2 separate regions of the Homo sapiens genome follow, and region 2 is linked to region 1. The links are chromatin contacts, found by Hi-C or POLR2A ChIA-PET in ENCODE. All regions are on one chromosome and are shown on one strand. The core of a region is the stretch at or near the end of the contact, and the rest is flanking DNA. Distances in the headings are between cores, read along the strand shown.

Region 1 (2,700 bases), core at 191-2,690:
GGTAAGTAACAAGGGCGGGGCTGGGGGATTGCTGCTGATAGAGTCCCAAGTGTGAAAATAGCCCTCAAGACAGAGACAGAGTTCAGTGTCCATAGACAAGCAGTTGGCTTTGACATGTTGGGTTATGGTAGCCAATTAATTGGTTCTGCAAATCACAGCTTGAAAGGAAACACTTGGAAGAATGTGAAATGGGTTGCTGTTTTCTTGTAAATATCCAATTGAAATCTTTTATTTATAAGGAAATAAATTAACACCATCCTTAGTACATTTTTTGCTGGTTGGGATTATTCTTCTTTTTCAGACCACCCAGTTCATTTTACAGGCAGTCTCAGACTTAAACCCTCGCCTTCCATTTAAAAGATGACTGGCTCACGCCTGTAATCCCAGCACTTTGGGAGGCCGAGGCGGGCGGATCATGAGGTCAGGAGATCAAGACCATCCTGAATAACACGGTGAAACCCCGTCTCTACTAAAAATACAAAAAAAAAAAAAAAAATTATCCGGGTGTGGTGGCGGGCACCTGTAGTCCCAGCTACTCTGGAGGCTGGGGCAGGAGAATGGCATGAACCCAGGAGGCGGAGCTTGCAGTGAGCCGAGATTGCGCCACTGCACTCCAGCCTGGGTGACAGAGCAAGAGTCCGTCTCTTAAAAAAAAAAATGACTGGATGTGTCATCTTTTATGCCAGGATATGTGAGCCCAGGAGAAAGGCTTCTGAGCTCCCTCCTGCTCGGTGTGCAATTTTCTGCCCTGCCCCGACTCTCTCCTTCTCTCCCAGCCTCCTGCTATTTGAAATCTCCTTATCCTAATTTCCCTCCTCAGAGTGGATTCCACTGTGGGGTTCAGAGAGGATCTGAGGTGGGAGAAGTGAGGCTGGTGAGGAAGAAGGGGAGGAGAAAGGGAAGAAGACCTCCGTAGCCTTCCTTCCTCCTCCTCTTTACTGGGGTTGGGGATAGATCGGATGGTCCCTGGTCCTTGTTCTATCTCTTGACCTTCTGCCTGCTCCCTGCTGAGCACGGATCTCTGATAGCAGCCTGAGTCTGGCAGGTTCAGTCCTTTGTATGCGGCACAATCTCCCAGCCAGCATTGCTGTGCAGATCATGGGAACGAATGCAGAACAAGAGTGGGGGTGTCGGAGGGAGCCCTACTTCTCCTGTTCTATTCCTCATCAGGGGGCTGTGCGCTGGCTTTGGGAATTGGTAAATAGTGAGAAAGTCTTAAGGGTACATCCTATTTCCTTGAGGGAGAAGAGAAAACGCTGGTCAGAAGCAATAAGTATAGCAGTGAATAGCAAGGGAGATGGGAGATAATTCCTTTTCCTACTACACTCTAGAAGCTATTGTTTTAGAATCTGACCTAAGGTCAGCCACTAATTGGCCCCAGAGGTCTCTCTCTCAGATCACACGGTCCTTTTTTCCTCATCAGCTTGGGGACCCCACCCCTCCTCCTGGCAGTCTCCTCCTGTGCAGAACCCAACAAACACAAAATTAAGTCACTCTCAAACCCACAGCAGATGAGAGCTTCTCTGGAAGCTCCCTGGTGGGGAAAGGCTGCAATTGCTATTTTCTTCTTCTGGTTTTCACCTCAGGCTTTGTGTTATATTGACAGTACCCTTCTCAAGCTAACTCCCTAACTGACCTGACGTAGTCAAAATAAGTTCTTTGTATGTCAGTTCTGAGGTGTGTGTGTTTTCACTTACAAACAGTACTCTACAGCTTTAAGACATTATATTAAAGTCCTGAGAAGTGATTTTTAAACCACTGAACTTCATCTTTTCCCTCCTGGCTAGTATTTCAGACTTTCAGTGTTTGAGGCATGCATTTCACCTGAACAACTTGAAAAATAATATCCTAAGAAGCACACAACCTGACTTTAGGCTCATTCACATGGATTGTCACTTTACTTGGACCCACTTTCTCGGCTGAGAGGTTTGTTTTCCCATAACCACGGATGCTCATAGTTAATATAAATATTGAACTCACTATGTAGTGAGGACATAGAGCCTCTTTAACATTGGTCCCTGTTAGGAGAAAGTTTCTCCCATAACATACTAAATACATGTTTTAATAGCCGTTCCTTCTGAAAGGTCCAACTTCACTATTTTATTTTTTTAGTAAAATCTTAGTTAACAAATTAATGGAGGTTAGGTGGAATTTTGCCCCAAAAGTCCTGTATTTTCTTTTTTTTTTTTTCTTTTTTTTTGACAGAGTCTTGCTCTGTCGCCCAGGCTGGAGTGCAGTGGCGTGATCTCGGCTCACTGCAAGCTCCGCCTCCTAAGGTCACGCCATTCTCCTGCCTCAGCCTCCTGAGTAGCTGGGGCTACAGGTGCCCGCCACCGCACCCGGCTAATTTTTTGTATTTTTAGTAGAGACCGGGTTTCACTGTGTTAGCCAGGATGGTCTCAATCTCCTGACCTCGGGATCCACCCACCTCGGCCTCCCAAAGTGCTGGGATTACAGGCGTGAGCCACCATGCCCGGCCTGTCCTGTATTTTCAAGAAACTTTTTTTTTCCTCCAGAAATGATACCCTAGTCTTTCATATTTGTTTTCAGATGGACTGAATAAAAGCTGTTGTTTTGGAACAATCACGGTTAAAAAAAAAAGTTATGAATTTAGTCAACTCAGAGCTCTATAAAAATAATCCAAAAAATTCCTTCAAACTCTGAACGCTTCAAAAGAGCGTGCAAATATTCTGTCCTTCA
Region 2 (2,700 bases), core at 136-2,635, 330 kb after region 1:
AGGGAGGGACCCTGATTCTGCTCGATATTGCATTGTAGCATCCAGCACACAAATGTTAAGTAAACAAATAAACATGGATTCAAGAACTCTAAAAGGCCATAATTTAAGAGAGTAGAAATTGTGACTCTACATATATTGGCTATAGCCTAGGCCTCATTTGAAATTACAGAAAAATGCGATTCCATTGGTAACAAATAGGCTATCTTATGTTTGAAATTACAGAAGAACATGATTACATTGGTAACACTGATAAGAAATAAATGCTCTTCCACCGATAAGCATTATAGAAAAATGGTATTCCTATGATTTAGCTATTCTGTTGATAGCTAAATAAATATTAGCTATTACTATTATAATTAGTGAACAACGTAAACTTAACTGCCTTTAGTATCATTCCATGATATCTAGCTTCCAGGCAGTACTTTATTTATATACGCAACATAATTGGCATTTACATACTTTAAATATTTTTGGCCTAGTGGGTCTGGGCTGGTCTGGGATGGTGGGTAACATCTAGTTAGAGCTTCCATTATAAATTGAAAAATGAAATATTGGAAATCAAACTTTCAAAATTTATTTAGATTCCCTCATAAGACATTTCATGTTTCTCCCACTATTTCCCTTTCTTTGTCTCACAGACATGCCACATGGGTAGCGTATGCTTCCTTTGAGGCTGAGTTTACCACGGAATACTACACACGGAGAAGAATCTGGCAGTAAGGCTGGCCACAGTGGCTCATGTCTGTAATCCCAGCACTTTGGGAGTCCCAGGCAGGAGAATCGCTTGAGGCTAAAAGGTCGAGGCTGCAGTGAACTCCCACCTGGGCAACAATGTGAGACCCTGTGTCAAAAAAAAAGGTCTGGCAATGGCTTCTGCAGGGACCAGTGTAACTGGCACACAGTCAGTGTTTGATTTGAAATACAAAGCTGTGGCTGGGTGCAGTGGCTCACACCTGTAATCCCAGCACTTTGGGAGGCCAAGGCAGGTGGATCACCTAAGATCAGAAGTTTGAGACCAGGCTGGCCAACGTGGCAAAACCCCATCTCTACTAAAAATACAAAAAAAAAAGAAAAAAATTGGCAGGGCATGGTGGCATGCACCTGTAATCCCAGCTACTTGGGAGGCTGAGGCAGAAGAATTGCTTGAACCTGGGAGGCACAGGTTGCAGTGAGCTGAAATTGTGCCATTACACTCCAGTCTGAGAAACGGAGTGAGACTGTCTCAAAAAAAAAAAAAAAAAAAAAAAAAAAAGAAACACGAACACGAAGCTGCACATTCCCTTTCTAGTCATCTGCATGTCTCATGCACCTGGTACTTTTCTCCTTCGTGAGTTTGTTTTTCTACCAGAAGTTTTCATCCATGAGGAGGTGGAGTGTCGGGGGAGGGGAAGTGGTTTGGCCAGCTAAATGTATACAGCAGGGAGCTCGTTCAAGGGCACCAGGTTCGATTATTAATTTAGCCTGACCAACCAAGACAACAGAAGGCTAGAATTCAAACTTTGATTGCGTGGTTCTATTTAATGTGTCACCTGCAAGATAAATTATCCCTGGGAGAGCAACTTGGTTGGCTAGCCCAGCTCTACAGCAAAGATAACTAAGGCTTAAGGACAGTGTCTTGTACAATGAGGTCTGATCACAGGCTGTACTCAGATAAAAGGAACAGTGACATTGCTTTGAATCTAACAACCAATAATAACAACTAGGTAGCTTCTTCCTTTAGCTTTAACCCTGCTGTTTATTACTTGGTGGCTGTTGAACGGAAATCCTTCTCTTCAGTTTCTAAATCAATGGTTAAAGCACTGTCATGTTGCCAGCCAAGCTAAGAGTCCGGGAAGCTGACTGTTAAATCACAGAAACCACTCAGTAGGGTTTGTTAAACACTGACCAATCCATATTTTAATGCATCTTAAGAGTACTCTGTGTCCACTGGCCCGAGAAAGCAAATGCTTTTGAATCACGTCATTTAATATTAATAAGCTGCAATGAACTTTAAAATGTAGCAGTTATGTACTGTAGCACAAAAGTAAATAATCCTGGAAGTAGAGTAGTACAACAGTGAATTAGCATAAAAATAGAATATACTAATTTGAATTGTAGAATAAGGACTCAAAGTACAGAGTATTGAAACTACTCTAATGGTTTAGTTAATGACACCCACCGTGTTCTACAGAAATGTAGTCCTCAAACTCTTTGATCTCTTCATCCACTGTGGTACTCATATCCTGCCCATCTCCTTAATCCTTACTCCACCCACCTCTACCCTCAAAAAAGACTGCATGCTGAGCAAGGAGGGACTTAGTTAAATGTGCCCAGGGCTCCATGGGAAGAGCATGGGTGGTAAACTAGCAGAGAGCAGATGACCTACATATGGAACCAAAATGATGGCAGAGAATAGAAAGAGACTCCAAAGAATATACATAATCTTTTTCCTGAATCATGTCTGGGTTGATAATAGTTTCAACACACCTTGGAAATCCAGATTTTTAGTTTGGAAGAAAGGTTCGGAATATATATATATACACATGCATGTCTGGATTGATAATAGTTTCAACACACCTTGGAAATCCAGATTTTTAGTTTGGAAGAAAGGTTCGGAATATATATATATATATATATGCATGTCTGGGTTGATAATAGTTTCAACACACCTTGGAAATCCAGATTTTTGGTTTGGAAGAAAGGTTCGGAATATATATATAT

The links. Hi-C counts contacts between places; a loop is a spot of excess contacts on that map. ChIA-PET counts read pairs that join two places held with the same protein, here RNA polymerase II (POLR2A). Pooled maps may share reads with other maps.
Region 2: a map of naive thymus-derived CD4-positive, alpha-beta T cell shows a loop between it and region 1 (5-fold over the local background). The contact joins two enhancer-like sites. A Hi-C loop is called at or near these places in 1 of 168 maps with a recorded cell type or tissue (naive thymus-derived CD4-positive, alpha-beta T cell) and 2 of 50 pooled maps. POLR2A ChIA-PET finds 5 or more read pairs at or near these places in 1 of 52 experiments (activated CD4-positive, alpha-beta memory T cell).

Annotation. Positions count from the first base shown.
Region 1 is chr13:33,056,161-33,058,860 of GRCh38, forward strand. All of the region lies in intron 3 of KL (klotho), which reads left to right. Among named protein-coding and RNA genes, the nearest start is that of KL, 41 kb to the left of the region's middle. Within about 2 kb of position 1,441, at least 3 of the 41 ENCODE cell types and tissues checked have a DNase peak (open chromatin) inside an H3K27ac peak, as active enhancers do.
Region 2 is chr13:33,382,531-33,385,230 of GRCh38, forward strand. It overlaps a transcript of STARD13 not described here. Among named protein-coding and RNA genes, the nearest start is that of LINC02344, 49 kb to the left of the region's middle. Within about 2 kb of position 1,386, at least 2 of the 41 ENCODE cell types and tissues checked have a DNase peak (open chromatin) inside an H3K27ac peak, as active enhancers do.